Regions from separate parts of the Homo sapiens genome. Here region 2 is linked to region 1. The links are chromatin loops, found by intact Hi-C in ENCODE. Cell type or tissue: PC-3. All regions are shown on one strand. Links, peaks and the distances in the headings refer to the core of each region. The heading gives the core; the rest is flanking DNA. Region 1 overlaps COL5A2 (collagen type V alpha 2 chain). Region 2 overlaps COL5A2 (collagen type V alpha 2 chain).

The links. Hi-C counts contacts between places; a loop is a spot of excess contacts. Peaks named below come from ENCODE experiments on the same cell type or tissue, not always from the same donor. Only the 100,000 strongest peaks of a DNase experiment are listed, where the experiment ranks them.
Region 2: a loop joins it to region 1, with 2.3 times the contacts of the local background. A loop is called at or near these places in 19 of 110 quality-filtered maps.

Annotation. Positions count from the first base shown.
Region 1 is chr2:189,167,424-189,177,232 of GRCh38, reverse strand. All of the region lies in intron 1 of COL5A2 (collagen type V alpha 2 chain), which reads left to right. Among named protein-coding and RNA genes, the nearest start is that of COL5A2, 7.4 kb to the left of the region's middle. In PC-3, for the core only: CTCF peaks have their summits at 4,614 and 4,816; no DNase peak of the experiment used is centred there.
Region 2 is chr2:189,102,024-189,111,832 of GRCh38, reverse strand. COL5A2 (collagen type V alpha 2 chain) reads left to right here. Exons shown (of 54, transcript NM_000393.5): 2 at 1,384-1,608; 3 at 7,556-7,569. Among named protein-coding and RNA genes, the nearest start is that of MIR3129, 26 kb to the left of the region's middle. In PC-3, for the core only: no CTCF peak of the experiment used is centred there; no DNase peak of the experiment used is centred there; H3K27ac peaks cover 2,701 bases.

The DNA.
Region 1 (9,809 bases), core at 799-8,798:
ACATTTTTCAAATTTTATCTATAACAGTCACATAATGTGATATTTACATTTTGTACAAATATGTCTTCTTGGAAATGTGGAGATCTGTTTTTGCATGTAAGTGCATATTAATAAGTTTTTATTTTTTTCTTTCTTTTTATGACTTCAGGGTATATTTCCCTTTACTTGACTGTGGTTATTTACCAGAAATGTAAAATGTAATCTGAGTATGCCTGCCTGATAGAAACATATGAATGAGAAGATAAAAGTAAATAAATAAAGTTTTAGGCATTTTAAGCCAAAATCAGTTCCATTCTCACTGAGTTTTAAGAACTGATTTGATTTTCTAAATTTATAAGAAACTGAAAGGAGAAAGTTTGGGAGTTGGGCTGACTTTAGTTAAAACTAACGTAACAAAAATTAGGGAGTTAAAATGAAAAAAATCAGCTTTTAAAGAGTTTGTGTGGGTGTATGTGTGTGTGTGAAAAATCAGGGAGTTAAAATGACAAAATCAGCTTTTAAAGAGTGTGTGTGCGTGTGTGTGTGCGTGTGGTGAGAGTGTGTGTGCATTGGGGTGGTGGTCTTCAAAAGATTCCACATTTGTGTTAAGGAAAATGCTAGAGCATTTACAGTGTATTTATATTCCTAAGTTAATGCCTAGCATCTAGTGAGCTATATATATTCTTGTTATTAGAAGTAGGCATGCTTAATTTTAGAAAATAATCTTTGTTATGAATCATTGTATTCAACATGGGATAAGCAATGGAGAAGGGAAGGTGCAGAAATGTATCATTTTGTTTCCAAATACTGTAAACCTCAATGCTTTCAGAGGCCAGGCAGGTAATATAAACAAGTGAAGCAAGCCAGTGTTTGTACATCAATAGGTGATGATGGGGCCTGTGGAGAACTGAAGGTGCATGTCCACTTTAAGGCATTCAGAATTAACATTTTCAGAAGATATTGCATATGACAAATAAAATATATCTGAGTATATATTTGGCTCCCGGCCCATGAATTTACAGCCATCATGTTGCAATCCTACACTGATATCCTCCTGGACCCAAGCTAACTTTTGATTACTGAGAGATGAGGGGCTCACAGTCTTATATGTCATGGTCTCTTGCATTTTTATGATATGTCTGCCATTTATCTCATTGTTACGATACAAAAATCAGGAAGCAGATATTTAACACTCAGTAGTATTTGGATGACATCATTTTAAAGGAGGTACAGAATATGTATAAATATGTATACATAGCTTAAGATGCATGTTAACTCATAAATTGTTTTAAACTCATTACTGTTGAAATACATGCTATGAAACATGTAGGACATTCAGACTTTTATAGTGGGTACATGTAGCAGAACACAGTAGTTTAAACAAACAAAAAAAGGTTTTCTGGCCAGGCGCAGTGGCTCATGCCTGTAATCCCAGCACTTTGGGAGGCCGAGGTGGGCGGATCACCTGAGGTCAGGAGTTCGAGACCAGCCCGGCCAATATGGCAAAACTCCGTCCCTACCCAAAATACAAAAATTAGGTAGGCGTGGTGGCACAAAAATTAGGTAGGCGTGGTCCCAGCTACTCAGGAGACTGAGGCACGAGAGTTGCTAGAACCCGGGAGGCGGAGGTTGCAGTGAGCTGAGACCGTGCCACTGCACTCCAGTCTGGGTGACAGAGTGAGACTCTGTCTAAAAAAAAAAAAAAAAAAGTTTTCTTTTTTAAATATAAAGAAATGCTTTTAAGCAGGTAGTGAAAGGCTGGCATATTGGCTCCACAAAGTCATCAGGGACTGAGGTTTTTTCTACCTCTCCTGGCTCCCATATCTCTAGGTATTTTTTTTTAAATTTATTTTTATGGTCCTAAATGGCTGCTGAAGCTCCAGCCATTGCGTGTACTTTCTAGGCATGTGGATAGAGGATGGAAAACAAAAACTGTGAGCCATTCCCCACCCTGCCCCCTTTTATGAAGACTTTAAAGTCTTCATAACATTTAAACTTACTTACAGTTGGCCGGAATTTAGTCATATGGTCACACAAAACTTCAAGAGGGGCTAGGAAATGTAGCCCTTACCTGGGTGGTGCTGGCAATATACTCTACTGAATTGAGTTCTGCTATGAAGGATAAAAGGAAGCACCACTATTAGGAGTTTTATGGTCCCTACCTCAGTGAGCAAAAAGGTCAGCTACTTTTAGTGGCCTAGATCTTACGGTTTCAATGGACAAAATATAGTTGTGTGACTAGATCCACTTTGGTTATTGTTCATTACTGAGTAGACTGTGAAGCCAAGAAGACTGAATGGCACATAAATATTAGGCTACATTTTCTTTGCTTCTTGTCTTTAGATAAATTTTGACACCTATAACTTCTATTCAAACTAAACTGAAGCTTTAGTTTGAAGAGTATATCTCTTTCTACATATGTACATTGGTAGATTCATAGATTTAGTGAATTTTTAATATTGACTAACACAATGTATACTTGGACCATGACTCGTAGGGTCATTGGTAAGCAAGCCACAGATCAGTGTTGATAAAAAATGGTATAAAGAATCACCTAAGATCTTGTGACTAATATAGATTCTAGACCCCTCTACTTTCCAAATATCTAGGAAGTTTGGATGGGGTCTGGGCATCTGTATGTTTTTAGAGCTCTCCAGTTGACTCTGATTTACATTGGTGAACCACTGTATTAAATCTTTGACTGACACTCTGAATCTTGTTGTGGACCTGTTGGCTTTTATGTTCCGAGGCTACACATTAAGATTTTGGTAATAACTTGCTATTCTAGTTATTCATTTTACTTATAAGGCTGCTTAGTTGAAGTTTGTAGGTAAACCATTGCAAAGTCACCATCACTTCTGGAAAAATAACTCAAGGCCCAAATACCCCTCATGGTGGATTAGGCGAATCATTCTACTATGCAGAAGACACATGCCATTTGCATGTGTTTCCAGGTGAATGCATGTTTTTCATTTTCAATATTTCCTCTCTCTTACTTTCTGCTCTTCACACTTTGAGCACTATCGCTACAGGCCTGAAATTCATTGTGTTCATCATTCTAGACAGGTACCTAATGCAGGATGTGAGGCAAAAGCAGAAAGAGGAAGCTTTGTTTTAAGAAGCTGGAAATTAGAAGATTGGAATCGTGTTAATCTATGGCCACAGAATGTAGTTTTTAAAAATCATACAGTTTTCTCTGGTTTGAAGAATGATTAATGCATCATCACCTGGCCTTACATGGCATTCTTAAAATGTATGGACATGGATCAACTGATCTTTAATCGGATTTTCTTCTCTGAGATCACAACATTGAAAAGCTTAGATTTATACATTAGAGATATAGTAAGGGTGGGGGAAAAGACTGGAAGTGTTGATTATTAATTGATCTATTGTATAAATTTGGGCAAGTTACACAAGTTTATATAAGACAAATCTTGGAATTATATAAAGATATTCCTTGATTTAATATTTTTTATTATTTATATCCATGAAACTATAATTTTCACTAAAAATGTAGCACGAGACAGTATCAACTTACTGATAAATATGAAGTCTTTGAACTTTTCTTATATCTAAAAGTCACAGCTTGAGTAGGCTTTTGGAGTCTGAATGAAATTATCAGGAAGATACTGATAATCTAGTTTTCTTAAATTTATCTCCATATAAAGTTCATATATATTTATCTAAATTTTACGTAAGATGAATGAGCTGTGATATTCAATATTTAAAAGACTATTTACTCTTGGCATTTGCATGGGAAGTACTCTATCCTATGGAAAATTTTGCTTTAAAGGTGTGACCATATTGGCAACCTTAAGGTTTTTATTTCATTTTATCAATGTTTTAAAAACTAAACCCTTCAAATAAATCAAGGTGGCTTCATCTTATACTAAAATATTCACTAAGAAACAATGTATAAGGGAAATTACAATAAAGCAAGATTATTCCTATCTAAATCTTGCCTTCTACAGAGAAGATAGAGGCTGGGTGTGTGGCTCACTCCTGTAATCTCAGCAGTTTGGGAGGCTGAGGTGGGCGGATCACCTGAGGTCAGGATTTTGAGACCAGCCTGGCCATCATGGTGAAACCCTGTCTCTACTAAAAATACAAAAAAATTTATCTGGGTATGGTGGTGGGCACTTGTAATTCAAGCTACTCGGGAGGCTGAGGCAGGAGAATCGCTTGAACCTGGGAGGGGGAGGCTGCAGTGAGCAGAGATCATGCCACTGCACTCCAGCCTAGGCAACAAAACGAGACTCCGTCTCAAAAAAAAAAAAAAAAAAAAGAAGAGGAAAAATGTTAACAATATTAATTAATATTAATTAATTAATCAAACTTTGTTCCTATAGCCTTCTGGTGTTATGTTCAAACTCAAAAATGTTTACATGCTTTTTTTTTTTAAGTTTAGGATTAAGAAGGAGGAAAGACAGTCTCACAGTTTTGTACCCCTTTTTACCTTTTATTTGAGATGCCCAATCAGAATTGTGAATTCAGCTTTAAGATGACAGCAAACTATATTATTGGTGGAAACACTACTTGCAACGTAAGCATCATAGCCTCGTTGTAGTCTATGTAGTATAACAAGTATAATAAAGCTTGGTCCAGCCATCATGTGAGAGAACAGCTGGGTTCTGGTCCTCGTTCTATTTAGCAGTTTTGCTACCTGCAGAGGGTCCTTAACCTCACTGGGAATTTGTGTCCTCATCTGAAATATTGAGGAAATAGTATGCACCTTTGTCATCTGATGGGATTCTTAGGAGGACCATTTAAGAAATTTACTTAAAAGTAATTTTAGAGTACTTAAATGAGACACGGAAAGTGACATTACAATCTACTTCACTGACCACAGATATAAACCCTAGTGGTGTATTTTTAAATTGCTTTCACCAAATCTTTGAATTGTTTTGAAGCACCTCCTGGACTTGTTCTTTTGTGTTTTATTTGTTCTCCATCTCCCTGAGGAACTTGTTCCATCAGTCATGCTCTCTTTTCTATAACTTCAGCCACTTCCTTTCTATCTGCTCTTTCCCTTTAGCTTGTAAACAAGTTCAGCTCTCTCCCACAGCCTGTGTCTAGCTCCCACCCAGTCTTTATTCTTAGCCCAGCTGCTTTAAAAGGAGCAGTGCAGTTTTCTGTCTCTGCCTCCTATGCCCTCACTTGGCCTCTCTTTCCACTTAAGCTGGTCTAGCATGGTGAGGATTAAAATGTGTGATATTCCAAGGGTCCCTTTTCATCTTATCTTATCAGGCCTTTCTCCTTTATTGGAGACCATTGACCACTCCAGCTTTCCTAAAATGCTACTCTCTGAAGGTTCTTCCTCCACCTCCCTGACCTTTCCCTCTCAGCTTCATCCATGGGCTCCTTCTTCTCTTTTCCTGTAGCATTTTGCTTTTCTTACAAGATTTAGTTCATTGGTTCTCTCTGGATATTCTCTTCCTAGGCCACCTAGAATTAAGGGTTTTGTTTAACAGCTGAATGCTGATAATTATAACATCTCTTCAACCCCAATCTTTCACATGAACTTTAGATAAATAAATATATTCAGCTGTCCCAAAGGCAGCCTAGAACCACATGAAATTCAGTGTATCCAAAACTTAATTTATTGGCTTCCCTTCAAGACTTGGTCATTTTGCTTATGTAGTCCCCCTTATGCCAGTTAATGGCAACATGATGCTACCCGGTCATTCAGTCAGTCATTCAATCAGCACAATTCCAATCGTTCACTAAGATCTACCATTTTACCTGCTAAATGTTTCTCAAGTGTACCTCTTCTCCATCCCTACTACAAATGCCTCAGTTTAGGCCCTCATCATCTATCCCTCAGTTACTGTGATAGCATCTAAATTCATCTCCTTGCCTCTCATGTATCTGCTTTCCAACAAACACATATATTGGTGCCTTCTGTTGCTAGTGTGATATAAAACTATCTAATTTTGTATTTACCTTCCTTAACAACTTTCATTGGGTCCTGTAACTTGTAGAAAGAATAAGGTTCAAGCTTCTTAGTGTGACATACAAGATCCTGCTGATCTAGCCCATTTCTGAGTTTTAGTCGCATCAACTGTCATTCTCAGCCTCAAAATAAGGAATTGCTTGAGGCTGCCACCCCCAACACACACAGACACACACAAACTCTCTCTCTCACTCTCTCTCTATCCCCTTTCATTCTCTACTGTCCAGATTCCACCCAGAACTGACATTCTCTCATTAGTTGAGCTAAGTGCTCCTCTGGCCATCTCACAACAGTCAGTACACCTCTGCCATGCAGGAACAATACCATACTGAGAATGCTTTCTTTCCATGAATCCGTTTTACACATTCCCACCAGATTAGGCTAAGTCCCACTTTTATAATGTCACTCTCCAGTGACATTATAATTTATTAACATTATTTATTAATTATTAATATAATTTATTAACATTAACAATTTATTCCAAGCTGCCATTGACTGTTGCATCACACTTAACACATTATACTGACCTTACTTCTGTGTGACTTTTTTTTTTACCTAAGAGTGCCAAGAGTATCCAGCTGCCTTGCAAGACTGCTCATGTTCTCCTCCACTGTATCTAAACAAATACTATGATTTCCATTATTGTCCTTAACACTACTGATTGCAGCACACCATGCAGCATCCTTTCTCACTTCAGATCTAACTTTTTACTGTTCCCACATCTAACTTTTGCGATTTAGGTACTTCAGTGCTTCTCTTTTTATCTTCCCTCTGCCTATTGATGTTTTCCTCCAAGTTCTGCTTCAAATCTTATATCCTCTAAGAAACTAAGAGATTCTTATCTGCAATAAATATCCCCTTTCCTTTCAAGGGATGGTCCTTATGTTGCAAGTGTGTTTGTGCTAACCAAGAATAAGTTTCCTGGGAGATAGGGACTATGTCATGAAGTCATTTTATATTTTAGATCCACCCATGCATAAATGCCAATTGAGTACTATTTGTGAAAATCTAGAAAAATTTTTTCCACAATTCGTTCACTCAAGTATGAGTGATCCGAATTCAAATTTAGGTTTTGGAAATTGTATTTCCATATTCTCGGGCAATTTTTTTTATTTCTCTGTGTTACAGTTTCTTCATCTATCAAATTGGAATGATACTTCAAATAATTATGATGAATACTATCTATCTATCTAACACCTACATGATAGCAGTGACTCCCAACTAATAATAGGAACTCATTAATATGGCAGATGATTATTATTAGATTACTATTTAATAATAACAGGCCAGGTGTGGTGGCTCACGCCTGTAATCCCAGCACTTTCAGAGGCCGAGCTGGGTAGATCACCTGAGGTCAGGAGTTTGAGAACAGCCTGACCAACATGGTGAAAACCCATCTCTGCTAAAAATACAAAATTAGCTGGGCATGGTGGCACATGCCTGTAATCCCAGCTCCCAGCTACTCGGGAAGCTGAGGCAGGAGAATTGCTTGAACCCGGGAGGCGAGGTTGCAGTGAGCTGAGATCGCGCCATTGCGCTCCAGCCTGGGCAACAAGAGCAAAAATCCGTCTCAAAAAAATTATTATTTAATAATAATAGAGATAATAAATGCTTATTGGGTGATTATGAGAACCAAGATGTTAGATATTACAGAGAAATAAAGAAACAACTTTTGCTCTCAGAGAGATTAAGCCTAGCATAAAAATTTTAAAATGCAATTTTTATATTTTATTCTACTATGATCATTTTGGTAATATATCAGTGATTTTATCTGTGTGTTAATAAGCTTTTAAAACCCATTTAAAATTTTTACTGTTCAAATAAAAAGGCCATATTGTATTATTTCCTTTTGTAGGTTTACTAATACAAAAAAAGAAAGAAAGAAAAACAAAAGGCATTTCCCAATGGAGAGTTTCTAATGGCCCCATGATCTGAAGCATCACTGCCCCTCCCCTGTTTCGCAGCCCCACATACATTTACTTTGTGCTGGTTCCCAGTGTGTGAGCAAGCCAAGCATGATCCACTCCATGCCCCAGTGCCACCTCATGCCTGTCTACCATCCCTGTCTGCTTCAGAGTTTAGTTTGTGAAACTATGATAATCATAGAAGTCTCTATTAAAAACTGGAAACCTGTTTTCCACTCTGCATTGCTCTGAGTTGCATTTGGAATGAGAGGCATTGCTTCACTGCACAGGGATTTACAAAGCAGCTCCCAGGACTATTCGGATACAGTAGTAGGGGTGACCATCTTTTCCCAGACTCTGTAGCAAGTCTCTTCACTTTCCAAAAGCTGTTAATTTACCTCACTCCCTTCACTCCCAGGAGATTTTTATGAAATTGACTCCAGAAAGCAGAAACTGGTGTGGGATATTGGCACATTTTTCATACTCACACTTTCCTTACTTTGCTGCACTGTTCTTTCTTTGTAGGTTTTCAAATTCATAATAAAAAATGATGGGTTTAACTTGGAAGGAGAGATGCAGGTGGAATTTTACCAGATAATTTGTAGCTATGAAATTCTTTAATTAAATTTTTGATATTCAATATGGTTGTTCTGTGGTCATCAACTTTAAATTTTTTTTATTATGGAATTCTGAAAATATGGATGGTTCCCATAGCAAATACAATTTATTTATAGAGATTTAATATTTTCATTTAGCTTTCATAGTAATAGGCTTATTTGCTCTTGAGGTAGAAGAACCTCTCAGATTCATTTATGCTAGTTTGGAAGTATTTTAAAGCTTTTTTTTTCTCATTCTTTCGTTCTCAGATTTTTATATTAAATAAATGGAAAGTTACAGTTTAATTCAGGGCACTATGGTTTTCATGTTGTGATGAAGTTTCAGCCAGAATTTTTGGTGAAGTGGATTGGACAGTGAGGTTAACTGACTACCATGGAAAGATTAACTGCAAAGTTCCTAGTTTTCTGATCTTTGGCTACAAACATAAAACTTCTGAGGTTTCAGCAAAAAGGGCTATATTTGCTTTGAGAGGACAGAGGGCACTGACCATTCCATGTTAAGCGAGAGATTCTGTTGTAAGAATTAAAAAAAAAAAAAAAAACCCGGGCACAGTGGCTCACGCCTATAATCCCAGCACTTTGGGAGGCCAAGACGGGCGGATCACGAAGTCAGAAGATCGACACCATCCTGGCTAACACAGTGAAACCCCCGTCTCTACTAAAAATACAAAAAATTTAGCCAGGCGTGGTGGTGGGCGCCTGTAGTCCCAGCTACTCGGGAGGCTGAGGCAGGAGAATGGTGTGAACCTGGGAGGCGGAGCTTGCGGTGAGCCGAGATGGCGCCACTGCACTCCAGCCTGGGTGACAGCGAGAGTCCGTCTCAAAAAAAAAAAAATAGGAGTTTGTACTGGGAAAAAAGAGACTTGAGGCTGATGAATGAAGAGCAACTGCAAATTCTATCAGGGAGCTGGTGTTCAAGCCTTTAAGGTGCTACAGTGTTATGCCCTTCTAGGTGTTATTTTGTGAAACTATGATAGTCATAGAAGTCTCTATTAAAAACTGGAAACCTGTTTTCCACTCTGCATTGCTCTGGGTTGCATTTGGAATGAGAGGCATTGCTTCACTGCACAGGGATTTACAAAGCAGCTCCCAGGACTAAAAAAAAAAAAAAAAAATCACTTCTTTCTTCAATCCTTCCCTATTTTTCCTTAAGTTTTGATAATTGTTGATGAGATTAGGCAAGTTTTTTATTTGTGGCTTTTGTTGTTCTCTCTTAAGCATAGTGTAGCTGAACTGAATTTTGCTTAGACACAACTCATAGGTTTATAAACCAATGGAGTTCTCATTAGCCTAGAAATATTTCCTTATACAGTACTTAGAATCATTTTTGTTTGTTTGTTTTAAAAAATGGAGTGG
Region 2 (9,809 bases), core at 1,178-9,177, 66 kb after region 1:
AGTCCTTACTTTCATCTAGTTTTTCTCTAGTGAGGGAGATAAACTAAACAAAAATAAAAAATTAATACTCATTCTAATAAACTTCCTGAGGGCAGTGATTTTTGCCTATTTGTTCACATTTTAGTATCTCTTCAATTACCTAGCATATAATACACAATGAATGAATGAATAAATGAATGAATGGCTGAGTGAATGAGTTCTTTGAAAAGGTCTCTGAAAAATATCAGTTGGGTAAAGGAAGTCTAATTTTTGCAGGGTAGTCAGAAAAGAATTTCGCGGGGAGATGACATTGAAGTAAGTAATGATAGATAGCCATGTGGGCCTGGGATGAAGGAAGGAGAGGTAGTGCTGGGCAAAAGTGGTCAAGTTGTGCAAGAAATGGGAAAGAAGGTCTTTAGCCTTTATAAGGAAGTTTTGAATTTAAGTAGTTGGGAAGTTCTTGATGTATTTAAGCAAGGATGATTTGATCCACATTATGTTTTAAAATTCTGTAGTATTTCTTATAAAATCACAAAGTTAATGATGTAATATATGTGTTTACTTGTTAGTAAATGTATAATAGAACTGCTCTTGAGCAATATGTGTACACACACACACACATATATATGTGTGTGTATTTTCCCAAACTTTCTTAAATTGTAATGTAAATGTAGAAAAGCACTAGACAAATATATATTAACTCACTGTATTATTTTGGCTATGGTTTTCCTTAATTAATTTTGATGCAAACATAATTCACTCATTATCTGCATAAGTTTTGCATTTCTGCCACAGTTGAGTAAACACCATCAATTTAGTATATCAAATAGAATTCTACTCCATGAAATGGGACATGGTTATACTTTTTTACTGTACATTTAAAAATAATTTTAATAAAAACATACACCTTTTTCTTTTTTGAAGTTTTTTTCTATGGTACATGAAAACATACTGTCTCCTGTTGTGGAATTTACTAAAGTTTCCAGTGAGTTGCAAGTCATAATAGGGTTCACCAAACATTCAAATTTTATATTCTCCTTTGAGCTATTCATTTTCTCCCCATTTTCAGATGGTTCTCTTTTATCCCTCTTTATTGATATTCTCATGTTTCATCATTCATACCTTCAAGAATAAAATCTTGAAGGAAGCATTATCTGGTTAAAAAATATACCTCCATTGTATCACTTTTATTTCTTCCCCTATCATGCAAGGATACATTATCATTATTTCATGGTGAATTACATATTATTTTGTTATGAAATGAAATCAGTTCATCTGTGTTTGGCTCCTTGGAAGGTTACTTCTTAGTCCAGAATTTTTTAGAATCCACAAGATGGCTCACCTTTTATTTTCTCAATTCTATAATTTCAGATTACTAACCTCTTCTTTCTTTTCTTATTTTAGAAGGATATGGTGAAGAAATAGCCTGCACTCAGAATGGCCAGATGTACTTAAACAGGGACATTTGGAAACCTGCCCCTTGTCAGATCTGTGTCTGTGACAATGGAGCCATTCTCTGTGACAAGATAGAATGCCAGGATGTGCTGGACTGTGCCGACCCTGTAACGCCCCCTGGGGAATGCTGTCCTGTCTGTTCACAAACACCTGGAGGTGGCAATACCAATTTTGGTAAGAATGTTTAGGGCCAACTCATAATTGATCCAGTTACTCACCTTTATAGTTGCAGTGTTTTTCACTTTCAGCATTCAGCAACTCAAGAGAATAATTAAGCAGCTTTTTTGGTGGCTTTTGGGGTTAATGATTAATGATTTTGCTCACTCACTTCATCTAAAGTTAGATAGAAGCAGACAGTAATTTCCTGTCTTCTTAAATATCTGAAGCATTTGGGGCTGAATTTTGGTGGTTATGTCTAATCTGAGAATTTCTTGAATCACTTAAGATGATCATTTGTTACCATATGCATGATGAGTGCCTCCAAGTTATTTTTCAGTTTCCCTTTAAGTCCATTAATGCCTGAGAGAAGATCTAGAAAACACATTTATCTACAATGATGCCAACTTTGTCCTAGTGAATGGAATACTTATTCCTAATGTAATTCAGTGCCACAGCACCCTGTATTACATTGGCTCTTAAATGCAGAATGCTTTTCATGTTGGCTAGGTAAAGAATGAAATAGATTTCCAGGAGAAAAAATAATATAAAGTAAAACTTTTAAAACTTCTTTGAAGAAAAAGTTTCTGTGTTTAACAGATATTATGTATTTCAGTATGAGTACATATTTTAAAGATACATGTTAGGGAAACAAGTTTATATTTATAGGTTTCAATAAACAAGGTAAGAGCAATATTAAACCTTCAGGTTATTTGTGTTAGCAGTCATGAGACTTCTAATTCATCATTGTCAAGACAATATCAAGGCTTTATTTTTTTTTCAAAATTTCATTGCAAATAACAGCAAATACAATAAAGGTTTCAACAGTATGTATATGGAAATAGATAGCAACTTACCTTTTCTCTGCTTCTTGAACAGAAACAATGTGCCTTGGGTAAATACCTACACTCACTTTTCAGTAATGTAATAAGAAATATATAAAAGAAAGAATTAAAACCAAGACATATAAGAGCTACCCAAAGCAAATACAATCATCAAAACAGCCCAGGAATAAAGTAAAATTAAATCCGTGGGGATAAGTGAATAGCAAATGGGAACAATGGTGGCAAATATCAGAAAACACACCAAAATATACAGTCTCCTTCAAATAGTTGGTCTAGGAGCTGGCAATTGCATTATGCACAGATGCCATAAGATAAAAAGTGGTTGAGTTCAGCTAAATTTACGAGATAACACACCAGAAAATATATTGCTATAGACCATGTGAAAATTCTGACCTATCATTTTACCGTGAACCAAAAAAAAAAAAAAACTTAATAAAGTAATTCTCTTTAAGAAAGAAGGCTATAAAGCAGAAATAAGTAATGGTCAGAAAAGAAATAGAAGGAAAATCAAATCATCACAAAGAAATGAAGATGAAATATGAGGGATCATAAGGAGAGTTGATATCACACAAAATAAAGCAAGGGCCATGAGAATAGGAAAATAATGAATTACAATTTTTAAAGAGTTAAAAAATAATAGATGTAGAAGGCAAGCAAGGGATAACCCTGAAGATGGGCACCCAAAGAAAAAATTAATACAATTGAGTAGAACAAATAACAATATAATACAAGAAAAATTTTATGAAGTAAAACTTTAATGTCAATATTGAAATGGCAACCACATGTCTGAAAAATTGACCTAAAAGAGTTAACAGAGACATATGTAACTTAATGAAGTCATTAAACTTTAAAGATAAATAAATACTTCTTTAGAATGTCAAAGAATAAGAACAGATTATTTCTCAAGGGAAAAGTTGTTAAGACTGGTCACAAATTTCTCCACAGTATCCAGTGTCAGAAGACAGTGGAGCAATATATACATATTTCTTAAGGAGATAATATGGTTAATTAAAGTTAAATATAAATCCATTCTCTCCTTCAAATATAAAAGCTACAGTAAAAGCATTTCTGTGGGGTTATTGTTTCTATAAATTTCTCAGGGAAACTACCATCGGCTAAATGCAAGGCAACCAAGAGTTAATTGAAGAAACTGTCAAAGAACTTATGTGAGCATTTATTATATTTAAATCTAGAAAAAGACTAAAACAAAAGTGTAACTTAGGGTGACAGATGGGATTGTAAATATTATAGCTTCTGACAATGCAGAAATAATTATAAAACATATATAATGAAAGGGGGAGGCAAAAGAAAGTATGAACTAGAGTGAGTTTGGTAATTCCTCATCTTTAAAGGTGAAAGTCAGATAATATCATTCAAACCTGACAAATCACATGAACAAAGTAGTGGCACATTTAACACTACAAAAATAAATGCTAAAAAGAACATTTCCTTGTTAAAATGGAATGCTAGAAGAAAACCTGAGCGGCATGTAAGAAAAAAGAAACACTGTCAATTTTATCATTGCTCATTTTAGTGGAACTAATAGAAACTGTCTAAACAAATACAGATCTATGAGTAATGTAAAAGAATGTTAACATAATTTAGCAGAATATGGAATATAATTGATAGAACTAATATATAAATCTTTTTAAACATAAGAAGTTCTAACACACCAAACAAAGATACTTGAAAACACAGTGAAACATTTTATTTTTAAAATTTTAACAAAAAATCATAGTTCTATGCTTATATAAATAAAAAGAAAGAATAAAAGTATGTGCATTTAGCATCTTTCTCAAAAAGTTAAAAAGAATCAACAAAATAAACTGAAAGTAAGTGGAAGAAAAAAATTGTAAAGATAAAAACAGAAGTTGAAAAGTGAGAAAACTGAAATATAGTAGAAATAATATGTAAATCCAAAACATGGTCCCATAAAAACCCAACCAAAAGATCTAACCTAAAGCAAAAAATGATAAAGAAAAAATTACCTAATGAAAGTAAAACAACATGAAAGAATCATTAAGAGGTCCCTTTATTCAACTGTATCTTCATAAATTTGAAAACTAATATGAATAATTTTCTAAGACAATGTAATTTACTAAGACTAGCTCTGGTAGAAACAGAAAATCTTAGAACATGGATTTTCTTAGAAGAAACAGAGAAATTTGCAAAGCAGCTAGATTCCCAAAGCAGCAAGTCCAGGTGTTTTCACAGTTGTGTCAAACAACTAAAAGGTCTTAAAAAGAAATCAGATGGTTTTAATGCTTTTAAATCCTCTTCTTGAACATTGAAAGAGACAGCAAACTTTCAAAGTTTTACTATGAAGGAAGTATATTATTTACAGCAAAAGTAATAACAATGACACACACAAAAAACTATGAACTGATCTCATAAATTTTTTTTACAATTCTAAATAAAATATTAAGTCTATTAGCATATTAAGAGAGTAATTATTCATGAAAAAGTGGCGATTATTCCACAAGTGCAAAATAATTGACTATTAAGGAAGCTATTAATAAAAATAATTATCTTAACAGATCTATGAAGAGAAAGTATATGAATTCTTTCATAATTAAAGTAAAAGTATTTGACAATGATCAGTAAATACTTTTGATAAAGACAGTTACTAACTTGGTAATAAATGATACTAACATAATACAATATTTACATCTCAACTTAAAAGTTTCATTATGCTTAATACTAAAAGCATCCCTACTAAACACAAAGATAGACTGAGTATCCATTATCACCATTACCATTTAACAGTACTGAATGTGCCTGAATAAATAATTTGACATTAAAAAAAGAAATCAGAGGTTTCAAAACTCTAAAAAGAGGAGCAAAAACTATCCATTTGCAGAAAATACAATTGTATGCTTACAAACCTATTAAATTGAGTAAAAATAAAACTACAAAAAATAAAAGAATTTAGTAAGACATGAGAGTGCAAAATTAACAAGCAGAAATTAATAGGTTTACTATGTATAAACAATTACATCATAGAAGAAATAATAGGAATAAAAATTCCTCATTTGTAATAGCAACAGACACTTAAGGATAACTTAACACAAAATGTATGAGATCTGATGAAAATTTTTTAATACTGCTAATTCAAACTAAGTATTTAAAAGACTGAATGTCCTATTATGTTCTTGGTTAGAAAGACTAAACATTACACTCACATAAATTCTCCATAAGTTAATTAGTGATTTTAACATGATCTCAATATAAACATAGCACACTTTCTTTGAGAATTCAACATATTGCAAGTTAAAATTTTCATAGACTACACAAGAAAGAATAATCAGGCAAATCCTTAAGAATAAGAGCAATTAAGGATGACTAGCCCTACAAGATTTTAAAAAGGATTCATTAGTTTAAAAAATGTGATGTAGATACATGAATAAAATAAAATCTTGAAGTAGATCCAAATATACATGGTCAGATTGAATACAATAAAGATGGCATCGTAGCAGTGGAGAAAAGAAGAATTATTTCATAAACCTTGTTGGAATGGCTAGGCAATCATCTGGAAAAAAATGAAGTTGAATAATAAAAATATATTCTACACTAGCACAAATTATAAATAAAGCAGTGATTTAAATGAGAAAAATTAAATCATAATGATTTCAAAGATAACATAGGATAATTTCTTTATAGTCTTCTAAAATATATGACTTTATGAATTCTGACTCAAAGCCCAGAAGGCATAAAAATGTACAAAAATAATAAACATTTGTGTGACACAAAAAATGAGCAAAGTAGAAATGTTTGCAACTCAATTCACAAAGAATTAATATTCTTTACATATAAAGAAATACTAGATATAAATAATTAAAATATCAATAACCTAATAAAAATATAGGCAAGGGAAATTAGCTAATCATTCGAACAAGGAAATACAAATGATTTTTCAATATATGACAAAACTGTCAAATTTTCTCATAATAAAATATGTGAATGAAAACTATACTGAGCTATCATGTTTTACCTATCAGATTGGCCAAAATTAAAATGTTTGATAGCATACTGGGTATCACTGCATATTGCCTGTGGGGAAATGTGTCCATTATTTGTGGAGTGTAAAGTGGTATAATTTCTATGAAAGGATATTGGTAGTATCTATCAAGTTACCAATGCCTATACCTTTAACTCAAAAAGGATATTGGGGAATTTATCTTACAAATATACTTGCATGTAGCGTATACGTAACAATTACTCATTACAATATTATTTTTAATAGCCAGCATGACCTTCATTCTAGCTTGCCTAGGAAAACCCCAAATTACATCAATTTTCTTGGCATAATAAACAATAACTTTCACTTTCATTCTTAAAAGTGTCCTGGTTAGATGATAAAGTACATCCTAGTGATAACAAAAGATTAGAAACAATCCAAATGTCCCTAATGGGTAAAGGTCAAAATTAGTTAAATAGATTGTGTTAGATTAATACAGTGGAATCTTATAAAAAAATTAAGAAAAACAATAAAGAAACTATATACTGATGAGCAAAGATCTGTAAGATTTAATGAACTATGTGATATACAGACAAGTGAAGAACAGTATGGAAAAAGTAGAAAAATGAGTCTGTAATAATTTTCTTAAATATTCCAAACTAAACTTGAGAACAACATACGAGAAACCAATAATAGTGGCCTCCTGTGGGGGTGGGGGTAAAGTGGAAATAGGGAACACAGGACCAGATGGAATGACATTTTTTAGTGTATAATTGTATACTTTTAATACATTTTTGCTTTTGAACCATATGAATAAACAGCCTTGCTCATAAAATTATAAAAAGCAAAAATGGAGAATATTGATGAAAGATAATTCATTATAGCTTTAATAGCTAATTTAATAATTTAATGAACTTTAAATGTCATATAAATGTTGTGAAGAATATTAATATCATGTTAGAATTTTCCAAAAAGATGCATTTTTTGCCTTTTATGGAAGTATTGATCCAAAACCTTTTGAATTCTGCTTACTGCTGATAGTGTAATCACTATCACTGTAATTCTGACTCCAGAAGAAATCTATTATTGAAAGTAAATATTTAGCAGATTCTCAATAATTGTTTCCTCATAAAATAACACATTTACTCTTTTCTTTTTACAGGTAGAGGAAGAAAGGTAAGTGTTACTTTGCATATTTTCTTTTTCATAAGCAGACTTATATCCAATACTATCCACACAGAACTGTGCTCTGAAACGTTTGAAAGCTTTTGAAAAGTACAAAGTACCATACAAATACATTGTGACAAGTATATAAGCACAGTTCAGCTACTGTGTTTCCAAAGGACAGATGCCTCTTAACCATTCACTTTATGGTTAATTTCTGTTTGTATATCTGTTTCTGCCAGAAAGTTGTGACATCTTTAGGGATTGAAAATGTCTGATTAACCTTTTATTCTTTGCATTTGTCATTGCATAGTACATACTTTGCACATATTAGAAGTACAATACACATTTGATGGAAGAAAGAAAAGATAGGAGGAAGGGAAGGAGGAAGGAAGAAAGTGAGGGAGGAAGGAAGGAAGGAACGAAGAATGTCAATTTGACTTCAATGGGCCTGTAGCCCCTCTCTCATTGGTTGGGAAGTAAAGATCCAGAATTAATTGAACATTTTACCAAACAGACATTTCTTCCCCTCCTCTCCCCTCCTTCACCTTCAGAGAGCTTAAAATCTAATTCTGGACACAAGCTTTACACTTGAAAACAGGGTAGGCTGCATCCATGACCCGAGTATAGCTGGTCAGCTTGGTCACTTGCCATCAATAAGGTAATCCTACGAAGCGAAGATAGTTCTTTTTGCCCAAGAGTGCTCTCTGTTTTTTGGTTATCTTGAAAATTATGGCATTTACTTCAGTTGTATCCAAATGAGATGGGCACAGGGATCAAGGCAGTAGAAACTGTTGCTGGTCCCAATTTCCATAAATTTTCTTTACTTTTGCACACAGTGGAACTTTAATAAAATGATTTATCAGATAACAGATAAAGCAATGCTACACATTCATGATAAGTAAGAGTGATGCTATCAAGGGGAGATCCTGGCCAGTTTTACACATTTTGATTCAGAGGGCAATATCATAAATTTGTCTCATTTGGAATAAATTAGATATGAATATATGTCAAAGGAGAAGGGCTGCAAATGCTATTTCACATTTAATTTATTGTGAAAACGAAAATAAATTGAAACTTAGCAGATTGGTATAGGCCTTGAACAAACTTGACAGATAGGTGAAAGATAGATGGATGGATGCATGGATGCATGGATAGACAGATAGAGAGACAGACCAATCTATGAAACAACAAAAAATCCTAACAATGAGTACTGCCATGAAATAATCATTTTAATTCAGTTAGCAGTTACCCGACTTAGAGAGATAACTGGTAGGCTGTGTCATTTGCTGCCTTTCTCCAAAAGTAGTGTGGGAGAGCTGGGTGAAGAATATACTCAAAGCAGCTGCCAATGTAGCAGACTGTGGTTATGTGCCACTATCTTCATGACTTGTTTTCATTTGTCATCAGGTATCATCAGAAACACAAGAGCAAAGCAATGTTATAAAAATGCAATTTGTTCTTCGTTTATATCCACTTTGATATTTACTTACAACTCATTGACCGATTGATTCATTCATTAATTCATGTTAACTCCAACATAATTACTGAACCTTTTTTATATGGCTATGAGGCAAATGGTATAGATGATGCAAATGTGAGAAAAACACTATAACTGCTTCCATGGTAATGACATTCTACAAAGCATGTCCACATGGTATTAAATGATAAGTAATTGTAATGCACATCTGGATCTGAGTACATGAACTTTATGTTTCTCAGTGGATATGAAAATTAAATTTAGTAAAACTTTAGACAGACCATTATTCCATACAAATTAACTTATTCAAAGCCTATATTAATACAAACAATAGAAACAAATATTTACATTTGTGGCTTATATCCAAAATAAGAAATCTATAGAATCATTAGGGAATTTATTATTAGAAACTTATAATTGAACACTTAACCCCTTTTAAATATTGTGCAGCAACAGAACAGTCATATATCAAAAAGCCTACAATTTAGGTAAGACAGGTATCAGAGAGTTCTATTCCCCTACATATAAAGCAAGTATAAAGTGCATTTTGCTTGTAGGTCTCTTAGGATGGAAATTTCACAACTATTCTTAGCAGGCTGTTCCATTTTTCTCATTCTGACTGAAACAATTTGTCCTCTCTTTTTATTTGTTCTTCTAGTCTTCCTCTAGAAGGAGCATTGTTTCAGCATCATAAAGTCCTTTGTTTATTGCACAAAAATTTATGTACCCTTTCTAAACAATTCAAATTCTTTCAGCATTTTGAAAAATATCT